3 separate regions of the Homo sapiens genome follow, and all the other regions are linked to region 2. Evidence: read pairs that join two places in POLR2A ChIA-PET (ENCODE). Cell type or tissue: OCI-LY7. All regions are shown on one strand. Links, peaks and the distances in the headings refer to the core of each region. The heading gives the core; the rest is flanking DNA.

Region 1 (7,881 bases), core at 1,215-6,214, 160 kb after region 2:
ATTATGACTCTGGATGTAAATACATATGGGCTTACATAATGTATGATTATCCATATAAATGCTCAATTAAAATATTTAGTTCATCCTTAAACACCTTTTGTTCTAATAAGCATAATAGTAAATATTTTATCTCATTGGAAGTGTTTAAAGCTGTTTGAATCTTGATTTGTGAAGAAATTACTGAAAAATAACTTAAGGTTAACTACATCAAACAATACTATTGTTTGCAATGCTGTCAGATTTCTCCATGGCAAAATAGTCGCATATGGTTATTGCACGATTTATAGGTACAGGTTATTATGTGCATATAAACTCTCTACATAATGACAGTGTTTGCACTGCAACTTGCTCAACACATTTAAAATTGTTGAAATACAATTTACAAAATCTTTAACAACATACTTTTAAGATAAAAGTATCCTGAGGATATTACAAAATTCATTTTACCAGCCCTTCATTTCTTTGCTTTGACTCTTTAATTTCCAAGATAATCGTTGCCCATATTTTATTACATAAAATGCTATTATTATATATTTCCTATTAAACAAAATATATTTAAGTTAAATAGTACATAATTGTCCCATAAACACTTAGTCCCATCTGCCTGTAGTCTCATTGGTTAAAATCAAGTATTTATCAAGTTTTCTATAATTCTGAATCAGAAAAGGTACAGCACAAAACAGACAGAAACAGGGTTAGCACATTTAAGTTAAAAGCATTGTGCATTTTAAATATTTTGGTCATATTTTATAATAAAATATTTTGGCAAAAATAAAATATAAGGTTTAGTTTATTTTCTATTAATGGTAGATCTGGAGAGTATTTTACATTTCTAAATAGTATCTACTTAATTTGACTGCTTTCACATTTGTTTCTGAAAACACTGCTATTCGCTTTTCAGAATTTTGAGATTAAAAGCACCTAAAAATAAGATAAAATAAAATTTAAGTAAAATATTTGTTTGATGCTCGAAAGTTGACAAATTCACAAACTTACTTTAAGTGTCTTACATGATATATGCCACCACAGAAACTTTATTGCCTGCTAAGACTTATTTGACTAAATCTAATCTTTAAAATAATAATCCTGATAGTCTCCTTGAAACTTATTTGAAAATTAGGATGGGAATTCAAAAATTTTTTAAAAATGAAAAGCACAGTTGCAAAAAAAAAGTTATTCTGGTGGCAATAGTTGTTATGGCACAAAAACACATGAAAAACCAGTTTTCGCTAATATATACAACTAAGTTCAAATAAGATGTGTAAGATACACACACACACACACACACACACGTATACATACATACAACTTGGGTTCCGGAGGGTAAACTACTGAAAACCTTACATATTGAGCCATCTAGCTCATTTATCACTGACGTCTCAATGACAATTTTAATGAAGATGTTCATTATTTTTTTCATTCTTACTCAAATACCTATCATTAATTAAGAGAAGAGTTTGAGATGTATAAGGCTAATAAAGGAAGTGAGAGTGTGGTGAATTAAGTGATGAGTATTATGTACAATTGCCTTTACAAAAAACGTATTTTTACTGTGGAAGAAATTCATGCAGAGATGCCTGTGGAAAAGTATCAATAAGAAAACAAAACACCTTTAACACTATGACATACTGATTATAATATACTATGATATGTATTATTACAGCATTACTTACACATTCTACTTTAGGCAATGTAATCTACTTCTGAATGACCTTGTTAATTTTTAAGGCATCAGTGCATCAAGGGCAAAGCTCCATAAAATAAATATAAAAACAAGAAAGCATTAGCTAATTTGTGGCATAGAGAATGATCACTGTATATTATATCTGTTGGCCACTTCCATATAGGTAATAAATTGTACATCTTATTGTAAAAATGTTATAGCATAAATTTCACATCATTTTTCAACACTTCATTTAAAGGGCTAAACTGATCTGGCAGTATTCTCATTTTCATTGTTCCATCAGCTCCACAGGAGAAAATGTGATTTGCAGGCCCTGTCTCAATTTGCATCACTCCAGTTCCAATATTTCTAAAAATGGACTGCCGAGCATGTTCACTGACAAAAGTATGGAGAAGACCAAAGGTAGAGAGACTCCAAATCTGAAAGATATTAAGAACAAACGGAAAATTAGGGTTGATGATGACCTTAAGAAATCAAATGAGGCCAGGTGCGGTGGCTCATGCCTGTAATCCCAGCACTTTGGGAGGTCAAGGCAGGCAGACCACCTAAGGTAAGGAGTTCAAGACCAGCCTGACCAACAAGGAGAAACCCCATCTCTACTAAAAATACAAAACTAGCCCGGCGAGGTGGCACATGCCTGTAATCCCAGCTACTCAGGAGGCTGGGGCAGGAGAACTGCTTCGACCCGGGAGGTGGAGTTTGTAGTGACCCAAGATCACACCATTGCGCTCCAGCCTGGGCAACAAGAGTGAAACTCCATCTCAAAAAAAAAAAAAAAAAAAAGGAAAAGAAAAGAAACCAAATAAAAATTTTAGGCCTGCATTCCTGTGCAGTAAGGAATTTCCAAAACAAAAATAGAGAAAAATCTGTGTAGGCCTAGGATCATAACACCTTGATTCTGTATAGAGTGTTGTAATCTACCAATTGCTTTAACACAAAATACTTAAAAATCCATCTAGTAAGAGAGTAAGAGAAACAATGTAGGTAACAAGGAGGTTAAGTGTACAATGCTACAGAAACTTACAATACTGTAGGGATTAAAATCAACGTTTCCTATCTCTCAGCAGAGCTTTTGCCGTATAGGTGTACAGTAAGGTAATCTCTTCTTTACATTATTGAATGCTCACCAGGGATCAGAACAGCTAGAAAGAGGGAAGTACTTGACACCTAGAGGCCCTCTGACCAGGCAAAGCTATATTTTAACTATAAGACAAAGTCAATTATTACAATTTCAGGATACTTAATTTACTAAGATTTTGTATTTCCAGCCCTTATCAAAATAAATGTGCCTGTAAAGCAAATTATACGCATCTTTACTTATGGGAAGAACGTAAATGCTTTCAGGACATGTATTTTAGGTTTAGCGAAACCTACTTATTTCCTGGTTTTATTGGAGATCATTTTTCTAAACGTTTCTTTACTCTAAGAAATTCATTAATTCATACTACCCTGCATATGAATTTGTTAAATTAGGGCTTCTGAATACATTGTATATTTTCAACTCTTTTTTTTTTTTAACCTTGATTAAACAATAAACCACAGGATCAAAGTACAAACTAAAGAACCAATCTAGGCCAGGTGCGGTGGCTCACAACTGTAATCCCAGCACTTTGGGAGGCAGAGGCAGGCAGGCGGATCACAAGGTCAGGAGATCGAGACCATCCTGGCCAACATGGCGAAACCCCATCTCTACTAAAACACAAAAAATTAGCAGGGTGTAGTGGCGCACGCCTGTAGTCCCAGCTACTCTGGAAGCTGAAGCAGGGAAATCGCTTGAACCCGGGAGGTGGAGGTTGCAGTGAGCCGAGATCGTGCCACTGTGCTCCAGCCTGGCGACAGAGTAAGACTCCGTCTCAAAAAAAAAAAAAAAAAGAACCGACTTAACTATGGCATATTCTAAACTAGAGAGTCAGTCCAAATAAGAAAGTAGTTTCAAACTGAAGGAAAATAATTCTGTTGGTATATATATATTTGATTTTAAGAAAAAGGCTTTTAAAAATTCCATAATTCTAGTCTTTTCCTGGTTGAGAATTATGAAAACAATTTGCTGGTTTTAAAAAACCCATCTGATTCTACTAAATAAGTGTAAGTGCTTAAATTAATAAATTCGATGAAACTAAACCCCCCTAGTCTAGGGTTGCTGACCATTAAAATAACATAGGGATTAGTCTAAACTGATTTACCAATTACCAAACAGGGCCAAAAGACCCTCCATTAAAATTACTAGGTGTGTTATTAAAATGCAGATCCCTGAGTCTTGGACTTACTTATCAACTGAGTATTTCTGGAGTGAGACCCAGCAATTTGCATATTTAATAAGCTGTTTAACATTTTTAACAAGCTGCTTAACATTTGAAAAAACCTGTCTTAAGTTTTCAACACAATGGACTCTGAAAAGGACTGCTAAAGGCAAGGTTTATCCAGAATTCTTGAATTAGGCACTGAGGGACTAGATAATAATATATATGAAAAACTGGCGAGCAATGTGGGATAAAAGAAAATATCAATACATTTCTCAGCCCCTGGAAATTAAATTCAGTAAATTATGTAACTCTGAACATGGAGTCAAGACAAATTCTAATATCTGAATTATGTTTATATTCATGGAAAATTTGGTGTTTTAGTATGAATTAAACATATTTTCAAACAACTGAAAAATAGAAAATTTTCAAGTTAAATATTCCATTCATTGAAAGATTAAATAGCAATTAGCACTGCTGACTACAAAGGAATTAATATAACTATTATTTAAATAGATTGATGTCATCAATACGATTAAAGAGCTAAGGTTTCTGAAGATTTCATTTTGTAGATGTTGTGGCATCAACTGTGTTTACCTTTATATTGCCTTCGGCAGATCCTGTAACAAAGTACTCTTCAGTTGGATCAACAGCAACGGCTTTAACAGGAGAATCATGGCTCTGGAAAAGCTGCCTCTGTTGTCGTTGACAAAGGTCAAATACATATGTAAAACCTTTTCTGCCACCTGATATTAGTAGCTGATGTTTTGGAGCATATGCTAAAACTGTGGCTCCACTGTCATGGCAGGTAAATGCTGAAAGTAAATTAAAAAAAAAACAAAAACACTTAACAATAAAAGAAATAGACTTCTGGCTTTTGGCTAAAGTGAAATAATAGACCAGATTTGCAATCCTGCCTGAAACAATTAAAAAATCAAATGAAATATAAAAACCAATGATTTCAGACACTGGATATAAGGTAATGAAGAATGATCTCTGAGAGATGGGAAACAAACTGGGTGAGTCATAAAACTGCCCTAGCTTACTACTTAGAGTTTCCTGACCATGGCACCAGGAGAGGAACCCTGGTTGAACTGGTTCCGTACCAGCCTCGGTGGAGTACTCAGAAGCATTTGACTCAGTAGCGGAGGAAAATCAGCCCTAGACCAAATGCTGCTTTGGTCCTGTTTAACCAAGGTCCCCCAGATTCAACTGTTTCCAAGTAAGTTGTCCCTGAGCAAAGCTCAAGAACATTTACAGAATACAAAAATAATAGGCACTTAATGAAGTAAAATTCACAATGCTTGCCATCTAATAATAAATTAACAGGAATGTGATAAAGCAGAAAATATAACCCATAAGGAGAAGAAAAATCCATCAATTGAAACTAACCCAGAAATAATAGAGATGACAGAATTAGTAGGTAAGGAAATTAAAAGTCCATTATAATTTTAAGTTAATTAGAGGCATGAAAGGCCTAAATCAAAATTTAACAGATTAAAAACAGCAAGGCTCAAGATAAAAAAGGAACTGGATGGGATTAACAGCAGATTAAGCCTTGTAAAATAAAAGATTCATGAATTTGAAGACACAGCAGTATGAGAAATATAAAAATATGATACTATTTTTCTTTAAAAAAGAGTCCAGCCTAACAAATTTTAGGGAAAAAAATCTGCATATAGCTCAAGGAGAATATTGCATAATGAACAGTGAGGATTCTGGAGTTAGATTGCCTGGGTTTCAATCCTGGTTTCTGTGTGGGATTAAATGTGTACTTCTGCTGAATTACTTACCTAAGTCTCAGTTTCATCATTTGTAAAAGAGATTATCACCTACCTAATAGGGTTGCCTGAGGATTTAATATATGCAGATCATGTATAGTCCATGGCATAAACTAAACACTTAGTTATTATTGTAAGACTTGAAATAAAATTAATTACAGAGAAGGAACTTTGACCAGCACTTTGAGATATAACTTCCCAGAGGAAAATGCACACTTTTTAAGTATATACCTTGATGAGCACTGACAAATGAATACATCTGTGTAACCATCACTAAGATCAAGGTACAGAATATTTTCATCATCCCAGAACGTTCCTTCATGCCCCTTCATGGTCAATTCTCCTCCCCAACAAAAGCAATCACTATTCTGACTTCTATCCAATTAGTTCATTCCAGAAGTTCTATTATTTTGCATATTACATGCAGGTTTATGGTCCATTTTGAGTTAATTTTTATGAAAGGTGAGGTCTGTATCTGGGTTCAATTTTTTATATGTTGACATTAAATTGTTCTGGCATTATTTGTTGAAAAGACTATCGTTTCTCCACTGAATTGCCTCTGTGACATATTAAACATAAGTCTACTATATATGTGAGTCTATTAGTGGGCTCCCCATTCTGTTCTATGATCTATATGTATATTCTTAAGCTAATACCACAATGTCTTGATTACTGTAGCTTATAAGTGTTGAAATCAGATAGTATAATGTGAGTCCCACAAGTGTGTTTTTCTCTAGTATTTGGTTGGCTATTCCTTTGCTTTCCCATATAAACTTCAGAATCAGTTTGTTGATATCTGCAAAGTAGCATGCTGGAATTTTGATTAGGATTGTGTTGAATCTATAAAATCAAGACGAACTGACATCTTAAGAATATTGTGTCTTCTAATCTGTGAATGTGGAGTATCACTCATTTATTTAGATCTTCTTTGATTTAAATCATTTTTATAGTTTTGTGCATACACACCCTGTACATATTTTGTTAGATTTATGTCTCAGTATTTCATTGTTTTGGGTGCTATTGTAAATGGTAATATTCTTTAAATTTCAAATTGCAATTGTTCATTGTTGATGCATCAAAAAGCAACTGAATTTAGTACAGCTGACCCTTCAACAACACTGGTTTGAAATGTGTGGGTCCACTTAGATGTGGTTTATTCAATAGATATATTGGAACATTTTTTAAAGATTTGAGATAATTTGAAAAAACTTGCAGACAACCCACATAGCCAAGAAATATCCAAAAAATTAAGAAAAAGTATGCCATGAATGCATAAAACATATGTAGATACTAGTCTATTTTATCATTTACTACCATAAAATATACACAAATTACAAAAAGTTAAATTTATTGAAACATACGCACACAAATACAGATTGTAAGTGGTGCCATCGACAGTCGAGAAATGTAAACAAAAATACAGTATGAAATCATAAGTACATAAAATTAATTATAGTACATACTGTACTACTGTTATAATTTAGTAGCCACCTCCTGTTGCTATTGCAGTTAGCTCAAGTGTTGCGAGTATATACTTAAAATGCTGTGTGATGCTCATCATCTCCATGTGAGCAGGTCTTCTCTCCAGTAAACTGTATATTGCAGTGAAAAGTGATCTCCTGTGGCACTTGTGAATTTTTCATTGTATTTAGTGCAACAGTGTAAACCTTGAATAACACCATGGGAACCATACAACATGCCACTAGTAATGCTGGAAGTGCTCCCAAAAAGCAGACCAAAGTCAAGACATTACAAGAAAAAAGTTGAATTGCTTGATATGCACCACAAATTGAGGTCTGCAGCTGTAGTTGCCTGCCATTTCAGACAGATAATTCATCTTTTTTTTTTTTTTTTTTTTGAGACGGAGTCTTGCTCTGTCGCCCAGGCTGGAGAGCAGTGGCTCCATCTCAGCTCACTGCAAGCTCCGCCTCCCGGGTTCACACCATTCTCCTGCCTCAGCCTCCCAAGTAGCTAGGACTACAGGCATCCACCACAACGCCTGGCTAATTTTTTTTTGGTATTTTAAGTAGAGATGGGGTTTCACCGTGTTAGCCAGGATTGTCTAGATCTCCTGACCTCGTGATCCACCCGCCTTGGCCTCCCAAAGTGCTGGGATTACAGGCATGAGCCACTGCGCCCGGCCTCAGACAGAAAATTCATCTTGTAAACAGATGAC
Region 2 (8,378 bases), core at 1,406-6,405:
ATAGGTCATTTTACAGATGAAGAAACAGAGGCTCAAATAAATGAGTAACTTTCCCAAGCTCCAGCTATTAATACAAGGCTTGTTTTCTTAACCTGAGGACACTTTGCAGACTTACAAAATATTTTAAATTAATGATCACAAATGCTTAAAAATAACAAATCTTGATTTGAATCCATACATTCTCATGATACTTCTGGATAGACTTTAATTCTGAGTTCTGGCTGGTCCGTCTCCACTGCCCATGCCAGGTGCTCTCTAGTCTGTTTCTAGGCAAAGTGTTCATGGACTAGAGGTTTCTTAGGTTCCCTCTCTCTTCTCTAAAAGAGCAAGAACTGACTGGGTGCAGTGGCTCACGCCTGTAATCCCAGCACTTTGGGAAGCCAAGGCGGGCAGACCACGAGGTCAGGAGATCGAGACCATCCTGGATAAAATGGGGAAACCCTGTCTCTACTAAAAATACAAAAAATTAGCTGGTCATGGTGGCACGTGCCTATAGTCCCAGCTACTCGGTAGGCTGAGGCAGGAGAATCGCTTGAACCCAGGAGGTGGAGGTTGCAGTGAGCCGAGATCGTGCCACTGTACTCCAGCCTGGGCGACAGAGCGAGACTCTGTCTCAAAAAAAAAAAAAAAAAAAGCAAGAACTTTCCACAGGGAATGCAAAATCAACCTAGCAATATCCTGTATCAATAAAGAGACTTTACTCAAATAGGCTTAAGTGAAACAAAAGAACCAAAATGTATTGTCTCTTGAACCTGAAGAAGCCCAGGGGAAGGCTGGCTGCAGGTGTGGCTGAAAGAGCAGCTCAGAGGACAGCATCAGGACTCCCTTTCTGCCCCTCTCTTGGCTCTGCCTTCCAGATTCACTTTTTTCTCAGGCTGGCTGTTTTTTCATGGGAGCACATTGATTGCAAGAATCTCCAGGTTCCTAACCTCATAGTTTCAAGTCCAGTGGGAAGAGAGAGTGTTTTCTTATATGTATCTCAAGCAGAAGTCCTAGGTGCTCTACAGTCTATCCATTATGTGTTCACCCCTGCATCAATCCCTGTGGTGAAAGGAATGAAATGCTGTGATTGGCCAGATCCAGCTCATGTGCCCAACTGTTATCAGAGGTGACATTGGCACATGGATAGAGCGTTGGGGAAGGGTGATAGCTCTAAAGAAAAACCGGAATGGGTTTGTTTTGTTTTGTTTTTTGAGACGGAGTCTTACTCTGTCACCCAGGCTGGAGTGCAGTGGCGAGATCTTGGCTCACTGCAACCTCCGCCTCCCGGGTTCAAGCGATTCTCGTGTCTCAGCCTCCCAAGTAACTGGGACTACAAACATGAGCCACCATGCCTGGCTAATTTTTTGTATTTTTAGCAGAGGCAGGGTTTCGCCATGTTGGCTAGGCTGGTCTCGAACTCCTGACCTCAGGTGATCTGCCCCCTTGGCCTCCCAAAGTGCTGGGATTACAGGTGTGAGCCACCATGCCCACCCCAGGATGTTTTGAACAGTAGAACAAGGAATGGATACTGAATAGTAAATGTAAACAACCACAAACATACATGACTATAGATCCAAATGCCCTATAAGTCTAGGGATTCAACCATATATATTTTTAACTAAACTCCAGGCATGCAGAAGAACAATAATATATAACATTAGAAATCAGGACAGTCCCTAAAATGCAGGCCAGATAACCAATGCCAACATATGGGCAGAGGTCCTATGTTCTGGCAAAGTACGGATTTAATCAGTTAATATAAAGCACCTTTCACTCAGCAATTATTATGCCAGAATTAATATGTGAATCCAGAGTAATGTAACAAGTGCCAATCATCCCTCTCCCCTCCCACCCTGCTACCTCCACACACTTGGTCAAGACCTTGGAAATTCCAAGATTTAAACAGAGGAGCCATAATAGAGACCAAAGGGGGCAGAGGTAAGCAGATAAGTTTCAGCTTGTCCTAAAGAGCTAACAGAGAAGAAAGACTTTTGTCAGATGGTGCTCATATGGCTGGTTTACATATTGCGTACATGGAATTTATGTCAAAGCTACAGCCAGAGACAAGGGTGACGCAGAAGGAACAGACCAATCACCTTTCTTGGAGCTGGAATCCACCAAGAACATGATCTCAGCCAGACATCAGGGAATGAGAAGGGTCATTGTTGAAGGGAGCCAGCAGAATGTTAAGACGGAATTTGGTTTTGGTCGGATGAAACTGTTAGCACAGCCCTGGTCCCCTTGGTTAAGTGTGTTATTATATTCCAAAGTAAAGAGAAAGACATGAAAAATGATAATTGGTGAATATTTTCAAAATGAAGATGAACATTTCACTCCAAATCTAAATCTTCTTCACATAAAAACTGCTCATTTAAAATGGTGCAAGGATTAAGCAAGTCTCCTAAATAAATTCCCTCTGCATCAGATTTCTTCTTTAAAACAGTCTGGATGATTGCTAAAGTGCATTTCAAATCTAAAATTCAACCACTAGAATATCCTTAGGAAAGGCAGCTGCCAACTACAGAGGTATCTCAGCCCAGAGACCTGGCTTCAGCCCACACTCAGCACCACTCCGTTACCTCCACATCCCCATCCACATCCTCCGGGCAATGACAACGATGGTGGTGGTGGTAACAGTAATTGAGCACTTGCTATATGTGAGGCACTCTTCTTTACACAAGTGCTTCATGTGGATTATATATAAATACTACAATGATCTCTCCTTAACAGGTGAAAATAACGAGGGGCAGAGAAAATAAGAAACCAGAACAAGATCACAGCCAGTAAGTGGCTCCCCCTTCATATGTTTAACAATCATCTGATCTGTGGATATGATAGTAAGGATCTCAATTTTCTGACTTTCAGCAACAAGCTAGTTGTTACATCTAATAAATATCAGCATTCTAACTTGGATCTTTGCATAAGCAAGCCACACATAGGTAAAGACAAGACTAAGGTGAGTTAGATAATTTTTTGAAGACAGCTTTCTTTGACCCACCATAGAACATACTGCAATTGAACATCTGGAACCAGAAGAGAATACTGAAGATTCACCTCAGCCACCCACCCTTCTGGGAGTGCTAGGGTGCTGTGCACAGAGCAGGGGTCTGTGTCAGTCCTGGGTTCAAGCCCTTGCTCTGCCCCCTGACCAGCTGTGTTGCTGAGAAAATGTGTAATCTTCTCAGTGTTAGTTTCTCTTCTGTAAAAGGGAATGACACCATATATCTCATGGTAAGAGGGTGCTGTATACAACATCTAGCAGCCTTATGTTAGCACACAGCAAATGGTTCGTGATCATGGCATCGTACTCAGGGTGGGGATGTCTGAATCCCGACATCACTATGAGAAGATAACTGCAGAAGGAACGGAATTGACTGCAGACAGGAAAGGATTAAAGTTAGAGATACTAATTTGATCTCTGCAAAAACTTATCTTGACTACCTCAGATGTGCCACTTTGTCTTTTCTGGAACAAAGAATAATTTTATCATCTGTGAGAACTCACGTCAAAGCGTCCCTTGATACACTCTCACTTGTAAACAAAAGTTTTCAGACTGGAACTTGCAGCAGCCCTGCTACTAGTGAGAAAAAGCAGAGGGTGGAACAGGCAGGACAATTGGCCTCTATTGTCATGCAAATAATTTCAGAAATGTCACTTCTTGAGATACTGAAAAGCTGATGGTGGTGGTTCATCGTACCTTAGGGAAACAGCATTTAAGCATCCCTGTTCAAGCTCATTAGTCTTCTTGATCATGTCTGCTTCCCCTTCACCAAAGTGATCCCTAAAAATAGCTGTTCCTCCCTTCAAAAGATGAACCAAGGGTGGGCGTGGTGGCTCACACCTGTAATCCCAGCACTTTGGGAGGCCAAGGCAGGCTGATCACCTGAGATCAGCAGTTTGAGACAAGCCTGGCCAACATGGCAAAACCCCATATCTACTAAAAATACAAAAATTAGCTGGGCGTGCTGGCATGTGTCTGTAATCCCAGCTACTCAGGAGGCCAAGGCAGGAGAAATGCTTGCACCCAGGAGGTAGAGATTGCAGTGAGCCAAGATTGTGCCACTACACTCCAGCCTGGGTAACAAAGCAAAACTCCTTCTCAAAAAAGAAAAAAAAAAAAAAAAAAAAAAAAAGATGAACCAAGGAGAAACTATACAAAGTAGGGGATTGGTTCAGTTGTTTGTATTTCAGCATATACTTATAAGCACCATGATCATCATCATCCCATACAGTATTTGGCGTTTGGTGTTTATCAGGCCTTAGAACTATTGTTGGCTTGATTGCTGGCATTAGGCTCAAGTGAGCAAGGAGCTGAGAGTGGTATTACACTCTTATATTTGACTTTACAACATACCTGGGAGAGCATCCTCATGGTGTTTGCTGCCTAAAATTGGTAGTCAGTCAGTCTTAGAGGTTATTTAAAAATATTTGATGAATCTTATAAGTAAAAGAAACCAGACACAAAAGAGTATATATATACTGAATGATTCCATTTACATGAAGTTCAAAAATAGGCAGAACAAATCTCTAGAAGTCAAAATAGTAGTTACCTTGGGTGGGGGACTTCTGGGTGATAGAAATGTTCTGCTTTTTAATGTGGTTGCTAGTTAATAGTTATGTTTACTCTGTGAGAAATTTCTCGAACTGTACGCTTATGATTTTCTGTATATTGAACTTCAGTAAGTTTACTGAGAGGAAGAGGAAGAAGAAGATGAGGAAGAGAAAGAAGAAAAGGGAAGAAGAGAAAGAGGGGGCAAGGAGGAAGAGGAGGGAAATAAATGAAAGAATGAACTAAAGGAAATGCATGGAATTTAAAACAAAACAGCACGCAAAAAAATAAGCACCTGAAAAGACATTCAATATCATAATTAAAATCACAATGCAATATCACTACCCACTTATTAGAACAGCTAAAGTAAACAATAATGGTAATGTCAAATAATGGCAAGGATGTAGAGAAACAGAGTCTCTCATACATTTCTAGTGTGAATGTAAAATGGCACAGCCACTCTGGAAAATAGTTTTTGCAGTCTTTACCATACAATTCAGCAATCACACCCTTGGCTATTTATTCCAGAGAAATGAAAAATTATGTTCACACAAAAACCTATGGATGAATATTCATAGCAGTTTTATTCATGCTAGAAAAATACTGGAAACAACCCAGATATCCTTCAATGGGTGAGTGGTTGAATAAACTCTAGTGCATCCATGCAATAGGATACTGCTCAGCAATAAAAAGGAATCAATTACTGATACATGCAACAACCTGGCTATGTCTCAAGGGTATTATGCTTAGTAAAAAAAAGCCAATCTGAAAAGATTACAACTGTATGGTTCCATTTATACAACAGTGAAAACTAAGGAAGTCTGTAGTCTAGCACCAACATACCAGTGTCAATTCCTGGTTTTGATATTGTACTACATTACAGGTCACCATTTGACAAAGCGGATGAAGGGACACAGGACTCTTCGTACTATTTTTACAACTTCTTATGAGTCTATAATAACTTTTTTAAGTTTAAAGGAAAAAGAAGAATCTTTGACCCTGTCCAATTTGAATTAGCCACACACGTTTATGAATGCCACTCCCCTCGGGCAGGGCTGGAACTCCCCAACTCCTGTAGTTTAGTGTGAAGCACGGTCAGTGGAAAACACAAGTCCTACTTGGAAGTACATTTACAGAAAATACTCACAAAAGATAAGGGAAAGGAGCAACCAAACCATGCTTCTTAGACACTCTGGTTGATCTCTTGCTCCTTGGGCTTGCGATGATTTATGTGACGAGAACCACATCAACATAGAACTTCAGGCTCTTTTTCTAAAATAGGAAACTTTATATACGAATGGAAGATTTATGAGAACTAAACAGAGGAATTAAAGATGAGCTATTAGGGAAAACAGATGTATTGAAATTACCATTGGAAAAAGACTGAAAAGCTTAGTTTGTCTTGAATTCCGAACTCAATTCTTGCTAACAGTAACCAGGAAGTCAGAGTCTCTTACCAAGACAGTAGCTTTCCCTTTCCTTAAGCTGAAAGGAGTGGGGAGCCAACGTCCGGTTGGTGGGTTTGTTTCTTTTAGAGTCTGGGGGAGGGGAGTGTGGCAAAGGCTACTTGAAGGCAGAATAGAGTAGAGTAGACATCTTTCTCGACCTGCTAATAAAAGCCAAATTGATTCTGAACATAGGGTAGGTTTTTAAGCAATCAGCCATGTTTATATTATTGTTCTTGGTTGAAATTACACAGTTTAGTCAAGAGATTACAATTTTTAAAACTAAAACTGGAACTACAAAAGCCCATATTTTTGTAAAATTCTTTCATGAATTAGCAAGTGTTAGAAAGTCTTGTAATTCATTCAAAAAAGGACCTTGCACTCCAACTCTCTGAATGTAAGGGAGTGAAAAGAAAAAGATCCTTGTCTTGTCTGGAGCCCCAGGGAAAGCCACAGCCTCAACCCCACACTGCGCTTTGTCCTCAGGGCTGTGTTCCTGAGCTTGATTGCCAGTCATTTGCCAGCAAGAGGATGGATTGTTTTGTTAATGTTTCTTCTTCAAGACTCAGGGAGCTCAGGGTAGTCATAGGGACAAGCCAACAGACAGAACCAAATGGTGAGCAGTACCCACTGAGATCTGGGCCTATGGCATGGCTAGTCACAAACTGAACCTCTTCAACCATGTACTTCTGTGTCCTGGCCTGAGGGGTCAAGGGACACACATATGCTTCACTGGGCACAAGGATATGAAGTCAGAGTTTATGCAGCTTCATAAATCAGGCTGCAATCTAATTTCTAGATAAACGATTTTAAAATGTTAAAAGCATCTCCCATGTTGCTATTACTCAGATAGTCCCAAGAATCAGAATGTTAAATAAGATGTTACTTAAATGTTGATTAAAAATTAATTGGGTGTGGTGGCAAGTGCCTAACGTCCTAGGAGGCTGAGGCAGGAGGATCGTTTGAGCCCGGGAGGCCGAGGCTGCAGTGAGCTATGATCACACCACTGCACTCTAGCCTGGGCAACAGAGCAAAACTCTGTTTTTTAACAAAATGAACCAAAAAAAGTGTTTAAAATATTATTTTACATTCTTCCATTCAGTAGAATTTATAATCTACATTTTGCCAGGGGCTTTTTATAACCATTATTATTTTGAAAAAAAAAAATAACTTGTAAGCTTTTTTTTTTTTTTTTTTTTCCCAGACAGGTGTTGCGCTCTGTGGCCCAGCCTGGAGTACAGTGGCAAGATCTTGGCTAACAGCAACCTCCGCCTCCCAGGCTCAAGCCATCCAAACTATCCTCCCACTTCCGCCTCCAGAGTAGCTGGGACTACAGGTGCATGTCACCATGCCCCGCTAATTTTTGTATTTTTAGTAGAGACAGGGTTTTGCCATGTTGTCCAGGCTGGTCTTAAACTCCTGGGCTCAAGTGACCTGCCCACTTCCCAAAGTGCTGGGATTACAGGTGTGAGCCACTGGGCCCAGGAACTAAAGGAAATGCATGGAACATGCATTTATAAAGGAAAATAAAGGAAAAATGGCCCATTTTATCTTCTACTTATACTGTCTCACATATACCACCTCCCCCACCCGCCCCCAGCACACATACTTGCCACTGATTTTGAAAAAGAAATCGGCCGCTACTTTGAGCTTATTGCTTTTAAAATATCAGTTTAAAGCTCAAAACACTGTTTGAAAATTGTTACATCAGAAAGCCTATGCTGGGCTAAAAAAGCCTTTCTTAGGTTCATCTGCATCGTGGGAAGCCCCGTTCGGTATTAAGTTACCTGTGCATTGTAAGTGTCCCCACCAGTCAGTAAAGAACTAGGTGTTACTGCATAGTTCCAGGGTACAGCCTGGCGTTAGGCACATAGTAGCTGTTTAATCATCATTTCTTGAATTACGTAGATTAACTTGTCAGGACTCACATGTTCACATGGACAGGAATGTAGTTATTAACTACATTCAGGTTAGTCCACCCTTATTTTATATATTTGTTTCCAATTAAAAACAAACTATTATGTGAAGAACTCCAGACTCCCCAAGAATTCTGTTTTTGCTGGAGCCAAGAGGGTGGGAAACAATCATATGGCATCTAGTCTTCGAAGATGGCCTCAAAGAGCCATGCATCCCAGAATTCATGCCCTTGTGTAGTTCCTCCTGTACTAAACCCAGGTTGAGCCTGTGTGCAGTAAAGGATTAACTCAGCAAGATTGGGAAGTTCGAACCCTGCAAATTCCAAAGAAAGGACTGGCCCTTGACTAGATCTTGGGAGACAGTCTCCAAGCCCTTGGAATATAGTGCTTGATAAGAGTGCCTTTGTATGCCTAGGGCTTGAGCCATGACACATTGTTTATGCTAACAATGTGATTTATGATATTCACCTGGAGCTCTGGGCCTCC
Region 3 (7,881 bases), core at 1,215-6,214, 120 kb after region 2:
AAAGATTTTTTTTTTCTGTTGAAGAACTGTTCTACAATATTCAAGATCTCCATCCTGCAGCCTCTGGAACCCAGCTCTGTTACTGCCCTCCAGCAAGCCCCTGCAAGCTGGCTAGGTGGCATAGTTCCTGCAAGAGGAACTATGGCAATATGGTTAGAAACCACCGGATTTGAACATCAGATTGCCTCTGACCTTGGGTAACAACTTAAGTTCTTGCAGTCTGTTTTCCCATCTTTAAAATGGGGATAATAATGATAGAACTTATTTCAAACTGCCATTGAAGAATGTGGCAATGTACAGAGAGATCTTAGCACAGTGCCTGGCACATAGTAAGTGGTCAAAAACTACTCAGCCTTTACTGCCACACTTGGCACATACATGGGCTAACCAGAGGCAAAAGGCAAAAAGACAGGCAGCTGAGAACAGGCGAAGAACAAGTCTTCAGTATGACTTCTGCTGAATTAATAAAATGGAATAGAAACAGTTTTGTTTTGTTTTGTTTTTTTAACCCAAGTCCTTATTTGTCTCGAAGATTCTTAGGAGCAAAGAGTCATTTCCAGTACTGCTTCAATTGTGACCTGAAAAACTACACCTGGGAAGAAATTCACTAGGGCAGTCAGGCTCATGAGCTGCCTCCCACAGGCCCAGCCACAGCAGAGAAGAGCCCAACTCTACAACTCCTTACTTCAGGGCACTGACAAGGAACAGAAAAGGAGGGAGTAAGAGCAATTTCTCAAGTCACAGGCAGCTTTTCCATATCACCGACTCTCTTACAGCAAGCTCTCCCTGGTGTGACCAAGGCTAAGAGTTTCCCTTTTTCTTTATACCTGCAATAAGAGATCACCTAAGCATTCACATCCATCAGGGAAGAACCATTATTCCATTACTTTTTTTTAATTAATACAAACAGGGTCTTGCTATGTTGCCAGGCTGGTCTCAAACTCCTGGGCTCAAGGGATCCTTCCACCTCAGCCTCCAGAGTAGCTGGGACTTCAGGTTTGGGCCACTATGCCTAGCCTATCACTCCTTGATCATTTTCATCATTGTTTTTGTAGAATGAATGCTTTTAAAAGCTAAGTGTCATAAGATTGTTTTTTTCCTATTATTACATGTGATTGGGATCCTCAAGAGGATGAAAGAAAAAGTCGGAATGGCCCACAGGCCAGGACCTAACAGGGTGAGTGAACCAGGGCAAGAATGTCTTGCTGAACTAGTGCAGGTCATGAATAAAATAGGGCAGCCCAAGGTCATCACCACATGGTGAATGCTTTGAGAAGCAAGAGATACCAAAGTTCAGAGGTCACCAACTCACCTGTCTCTAGAAGCCAGGCAGATAAATGAAATGTATGACCGACCAGGAGGAACACAATAGGGAGCAGCAGAGTCTTTGGCCAAACTCGCACAAATGCCCCACTAAGTGAGATGAAAATTTTAAAAGCTGAACACAGTGTATAAGTTGAGCAAAATGCATCTGGGTCACATCTTGGCCAAGGGTCCCATTTTGTAGTGCCCTGCAAAAGGTTGTGATGGGCAAGAAATGAAGACCAAAAAGATCAGTCAAGAAAGGAAAGGGCAGGAAGGAAGAAAGGGCCTGTCTGGGCAGGTGGAATCCCTGGCACCCACTGATGCAGTGGTCAGAAAAGGAAGGTCACAGAGAGGCTGGGGTCTATGCCCCACATGCCAGGGGCCTAGGCTGTGAAACCCAGGAAGGAACAGATCAGGGTGTAGACAAAGAAAAGGGCAAGCAGGCGTGGGGACCACAGTGGCCTTACTGTGGAGTCAGACACTCTGTGCGCCAGGAGTTCCCAACATGCTAGTCCTGAAAATGCAATACAACAAGAACACAGTCTGAAAACCTGACACTGAATCCATGGGACAACCCAGAACCAATGGGTGCTGCACCCACATACCTTCTGCTCAGGGGAAGGGCCCGTTTCAAGGAGCACAAAGGCAAAGCCTCACCAGATCAGAGGAAAAGAGGCAAAGGGATGGGACAGTTCCCAACAGGCTAATAAGAAAAAGAAAAAAGCCCACATCCTTCCACAGCATTTATTTCATAAACAAATATATATTTAGTGTTAACTGAACTCTTTACAAGGTCCAGCAGATGTTACAAAGATAAAAAACCTACAGCTACTGAGAGTAAGTGGCTTATTCTGGGTCAAGAGCAGAAAGAGATTATTTGGGAACAGGGTTGACCAAGTCACACACTCAGATTTGGTAACATAACAGCTCACTAGTTACAGTACTGGAATGCTCATACTCTGTTGACTGAATGAAATGATATATAGTTGATACTCTGAAAAGTGCTAAAAGAGTAGCACGTATAGCAGGAAAACATTGAGATCATCATCATTAGACTCTTTCGGACAACAATAGTTTACGTCAGAAGAAAATGGAGTGACATATTTAAGATTCTCAAGGAAAGAAAATTTGAGCCAAGGATTTTATATCAGACAACAGTGACCCTTAATTATAAAGGTCACAGACCAAGTTTTATCAACTTGAAATTAGGGAATATTGTTCTCATGATCCCCTCCTATTAAATCTACTAGAGAAAGAGCTTCAATCAAAATGTCTAGAGACACTGATATGAGGACAAGTGATAAGCATGATATATACAACAACCTGTACAAATAAGACTAAATGAGTATTAAAAGGGAGATATTTTAATATATAACAATAATAAGATCTGATGATGCAGAAGTACTAAACCATTTTTTTAAGGTGGGAAAGAATTAGTATGGCATATGCCAAAGAAATTATTTTTATTGTTTTCAGTAATCATAGCTGGTAATGGTAGTATTAATGTCATTATTTGGAGACGATTTGTGTGTAATATGGGGTAATCAAATAGGTAATTACACAATAGTCTATTTCCCTTGTGACCAAAAAACCAGGATTCTAAGTGTGGAAGAAAAGGAATAAAAATGTAATATATAAGAGGTTAAACAGAAACCCTATAGTCTTGAACTTTAATTGGAAATAGCATTATGAACTCACAAAGTATTTTATCTTTATATGAGTATTTATGTTTGCATGTAAGTGTGAGAGAGAGAGAGTGTGTGTGTGTGTGTGTGTATGTGTGTGTGTTTCCCAGCTCTGACCGAGGAAAGGCCTATAAATACTAACCATTCCAGTGAATGAGGATTCCCAGCGTCTGGACTATAGTCTTGAAATACCATTTCTCGCTAAAAAATAACCAGGGTTTCTTGGGAAAATGGTTGACTCCAGGTATAGGCAAGAAATGTACAAGACAAGCATGGATCACCTTAACAAATCAAAGAGCAGGAAACTAACAAGAATACTAAGGTCAGGTCAGGAGGACTTAGGGGCCAACTGAAGAGGCTCCCATTGGTCAAAGATGGGACAATTTGAGTCTCAGTAAAAACTAAAATTTCAATAGACTAAAACCTATAAAAAAGATTTAATTCCATGAGCTCATAACAATTAAAAAAAAACCCTAATCAGTGATCTTCTGAGAATGACATGAAATCAATTCTTGAAAACTGAGTAAATCAAAGGAAAGAATCAAGCATTTATCATCCCTTTCCTATGTGAATTGTACCACTGGGCAATCAAATAACAGATTGAAAAGGCGTCTATCCTTATAAAATTATTCCAGCTAATAAATAAAATCAAAATGATAGAATTAGAGTATCACCATTCTGCAATTGCCCCCACTGAATTAACAGATCGAGACACTGAGGATCAACAGCTGCTAACATCAAAAGAGTGGAAAAACCAGACCCCATGTGTCTCCCAGTGAAAGAATACACCACCATCTGTAATCTTGCCAAAGGGATGAGACCTGAATCTGATCAAGTCTCTGGATCCAGATACAGGAAACAGAGGGAAAAGCAGTAAGTTAAACTGTACCGTGAGTGTGAATCTTTCTTGTTATCAACACTGTGGGAAACTCTACAAATTAAACAGCCCAGGTCCTGCAACAAATTAAAAAAAAAAATTTAAAGGAAGGAGACTCTGGTAGAGGGGTCTGTAGATTAAAAGAGACTTAAACATCTTTTTTTTTTTTTAATGGGTAAGACTAAAACTCAGTGGGTCAGGCTGCTCATTTGGGTAATAAAACCATAAAGAGATGCAAGGAAGTAATTACTATAAAGTCAGGATGGCATTTATTTTTGGAGGAACAGAGGGAAATGTGATCAGGATGGGATGTAAAATTTTGGTCCCTCTGGCAAAGTTCTATTTCTTGACCTAAATGCTAGTGATATATATGGGTGTTTGCTTTGTAATAATTCACTAAGTTGTGTACATTTGTTTTGTGTGGCTTTTTGATATTTATGTTTTACAATAAAAGTATTAAAAAAGCATTAAGAAAATCTAGGCATATCAGCACAGTAGCCAACTGACGGAAAAAATTGCAACGTGTCTCTCAGTGCTAGGTGGAAAAGTGTAGGGACCCAGTAATAAATCAGACAGGAACCAGCATCTTACGAACACTGTTTCAATGAACTTTTCACTTTGAAGGTAAATAACTGAATGTACACTGTTTAATTAAAATTTGCCTTATAACACTTTAAATTATTTTTAAAAGCATATAACAAATGACATGCTCCAAAATACCTCAAGAGCAATCTCAATTCAAAATGACTTCCTAGAGTTGGGTGTGGTGGCATGCACCTGTAGTCCCAGCTACACAAAAGGTTGAGGCGAGAGAACTGCTTGAAGCCAAGAGTTTGAGGTTGTAGTGTGCTATGATTGTGCCTGTGAATAGCCATTGCACTCCAGCCTGGGCAACAGAGCAAGACCCTATCTCTAACAAACACATATAATAAATAAAAAAAATAAAATAACAAAATAACCTCTTAGATATCTACCAGAATTGCAATGAACAGTCGGGCATTGGGTTCTCACAAATACAAGATGACACATCTCACACTCCATGAGGTATGGCATGACCAGCTCTGCACACCACCATGGTTCATCCTTCTACTATTAAAAACAACAAAATGTGAAGAATGAAACATGGAGACAAGCTTTGTAGCAGAACCAGACTGGTTGGAGAGGCAACAGCCTTTGAGAGTTCACAGAAAAAGAGGGTGTTTGTGGCAGTATTATTGAAGAGTAACACCCTGTAGCACAAGTATGGGAGGGCAGCTGAGCCACCAGAGTGTAAATCCCAGCGTGGCCAGGCATTCACAGCATGTTACTTAACCTCCTTAAGCCTCAATTCCTTATCTGCAAACAAGGCTTAACAATAGTATCTTTCTCATAGATTCCTCCTGAAGATGAAATTAAATAATGTGTATAAAGCACTCAGCACAGTGCCTGCTGGCCCACCCTACGTACTCAACAAGTGTTTGCCATGATTACTGGGATGGTAAACATTTCTGGAAAATTAAGGAATTCTCTATATGATGGATACCTTTCTGGCTGGAATGTAGGATGCTTTCCCCAAAGTAAGTAGTGCTATTTTATAAACCCATGACCTTTAACATCAAAAAATCACTGCTTCAAGATACTTCCAGTCAGTTTTAAAATGAAAAAGAATAAGAAAAAGTCACTGCTAGTAGTAATTATGTATATGTGATTTTCAACACCTTCCATATTATTATTTGGTTTTCTCCTCCCAACTACCATCATGGGTGGTTAGTTTTAACTCCAATGAAACCTGGGATTATTAGTATCAGGAATACTGATGGCTGTAACTGGCCTTTAGGGAATGGGAGCCCAGGGTTAGTACAGATGCTTCTTGTCCACCCTGTAACCATGCCCCTCCCCTTCCCCTATGGGCACAGCCAACCTCCCACAATAGAGGTTCTCCCTCAATGCCCAATACTCACTTTCACAGCTTCCCTTAAGGCTGTGACTCAGTTCTGGCCAATGAGGCTTAAAGAGGCTCCAGGAAAGATTTTACTCCCGGATGAAAAGGGATAGACACTACTAGAGAAGCAATTTATTGCTGCCCTCTGTGTCCACCCTTCACACACACACACACACACACACACACACACACACACACACACACTCTCTCTCTCTCTCTCTCTCTCTCCCCCTTCCTGTCTTAAAAAGAGGTTGGCAGGAACCTGTGATACCTGTTGCTGAGAAAGCTATTTCCGCCCACAAAGAGGCAAGTCTGCAGATAAAAATGTAACATGCTAAGGATGAGAATAGATAGAACTGGTCCCTGATGACACTGTTTAGCCAAGGATCCAATCCTGAATCTACCCAATCCCAGACTGCCCTTCATATAAGACAATTTAATGTCTTTACTATTCAAATCACTGTTCATTGGCATTTGCTTAATTGCAGTCTAAAACATCCCGATTGTTATGATCTGAATTGTGTCCCTCCTGCTATGGTCTGAAGGTGTATCTCCCCTCAAAATTCATATGTTGAAACCTAAACCCCAAGGTGGTGGTATTAAGAGGTGGTTAGAAGTGATTAAGTCATAAGGGCTCCACCCTTATGAGTGGATTAGTGCTTTTACAAAAGATGTTGAAAGGTGTACCCCAGTGCCTTTTGCCCCTCCACCTCCCATCTCATCTACCATGTGAGGACACAGCAAGAAAGCACCCTCTTGGAAGCCCAGAGCTGCCCTCACCAGACACTGAATCTGTGGGTGCCCTGATCTTGAATTCCCAGCCCCCAGAACTGTGGAAAATAAATTTCTGTTCTTTACAAATTACCCAGTCTCAGATATTTTGTTACAGCAGTACAAACAGACTAAGAAACACCAAAAAGTTCATATGCTGAAGACTTAACTCCCAATATCTCAGAAAGCAACTGCATTTGGAAACAGAATGTTTAAAGAGGTGACTCAGTTAAAATTAGTCTTAAGGTGGTCCCCAATCCAATTTGATTGGTATCCTTATAAGAGGAGAGCTGGACACACAGACGCCAAGTGTGCGCACAAACAACAAGCTGAGAGGATCTGTGGCCAGTAGACGTGAGCTATAATATTAAAAATTTTTATTCTTCAGGCTGAAGGACAAAAAAAAAATCCCTGATGGAAACTTGTGTCTACACTAAAAAATCAAAAGCCCCACACACAGTAAATGCGTATTTTTCTCCTGTTTTAATTTCTTCAAAAGATCATTGTTTAAAGAAAAAAGTAACTATAATTTGTAGGGATTATACATAGATACAGAAATAAACCATATGACAATCACAACACAAACGGTGTGGTCTCCTCAGTAGTCCCCCGTATCTATGGTCTCGGTTTCCACAGTTGCAGTGTGACCACAGACCATGCAGTCTGAAAACAGGTGAGTGCAGTATACAAGATATTTTGAGAGAAAGTGAAGACAGAAAGATCATTTTTATATAAATCTTATTACAATATATTGTTATAATTGTTCTATTTTATTATTCGGTATTATGGTTAATCTCTTACTGTGCTTAAATTATAAATTAAATTTTATCATAGGTACATATGTATAGGAAAAAATATAGCTTATATAGGGTTCAGTACTATGTGCAGTTTCAGGCATAGACTGCAGGTCCTGAAAAGATCCTCCCTGTGTAAAGGAGGACAACTAATATCCTTTATAAAGGCGATTGTTATAGACTGAAATGTACCACCCAAATTCATATACTGAAACCCTGATCTCTAGTATGGCTGTGTTTGGAGACAGGCTTTAATAAACAATTAAGGTTAAATAAGATCATAAGGGTGGGACCCTAATCTAATATGACTGGCACTCTATGAAGAGGGAGAGACACCAGGGTTGTGCACAGAGAAATGTTCTTGTGAGAATACAGCAGAAATGTGGCCATCTGAAAGGCAAGGAGGGAGGCCTCAGGGAAATCAAACCTGTTGACGTCTTGATCTTGAACTTCCAGTCTCCAGAACTGTGAGAATATAAATTTCTGTTGTTTAAGCCACCAGTCTGTGGTATTTTGTTATGGCAGCCC

The links. ChIA-PET counts read pairs that join two places held together with the same protein. Peaks named below come from ENCODE experiments on the same cell type or tissue, not always from the same donor. Only the 100,000 strongest peaks of a DNase experiment are listed, where the experiment ranks them.
Region 1: POLR2A ChIA-PET joins it to region 2 with 7 read pairs; 4 of 35 experiments call an interaction of 5 or more read pairs at or near these places.
Region 3: POLR2A ChIA-PET joins it to region 2 with 5 read pairs; 10 of 35 experiments call an interaction of 5 or more read pairs at or near these places.

The regions. Positions count from the first base shown.
Region 1 is chr5:119,241,217-119,249,097 of GRCh38, reverse strand. DMXL1 (Dmx like 1) reads right to left here. Exons shown (of 44, transcript NM_001290321.3): 43 at 4,522-4,739; 44 at 1-2,103. The coding sequence ends at 1,879. Among named protein-coding and RNA genes, the nearest start is that of MIR5706, 91 kb to the right of the region's middle. In OCI-LY7, for the core only: no CTCF peak of the experiment used is centred there; no DNase peak of the experiment used is centred there.
Region 2 is chr5:119,400,443-119,408,820 of GRCh38, reverse strand. No RefSeq gene overlaps it. Among named protein-coding and RNA genes, the nearest start is that of HSD17B4, 48 kb to the left of the region's middle. RefSeq lists enhancers at 3,924-4,424, 6,232-6,800. In OCI-LY7, for the core only: no CTCF peak of the experiment used is centred there; a DNase peak (open chromatin) is centred at 3,604.
Region 3 is chr5:119,276,488-119,284,368 of GRCh38, reverse strand. It overlaps a transcript of TNFAIP8 not described here. Among named protein-coding and RNA genes, the nearest start is that of TNFAIP8, 76 kb to the left of the region's middle. In OCI-LY7, for the core only: no CTCF peak of the experiment used is centred there; a DNase peak (open chromatin) is centred at 6,068; H3K4me3 peaks cover 707 bases; H3K27ac peaks cover 163 bases.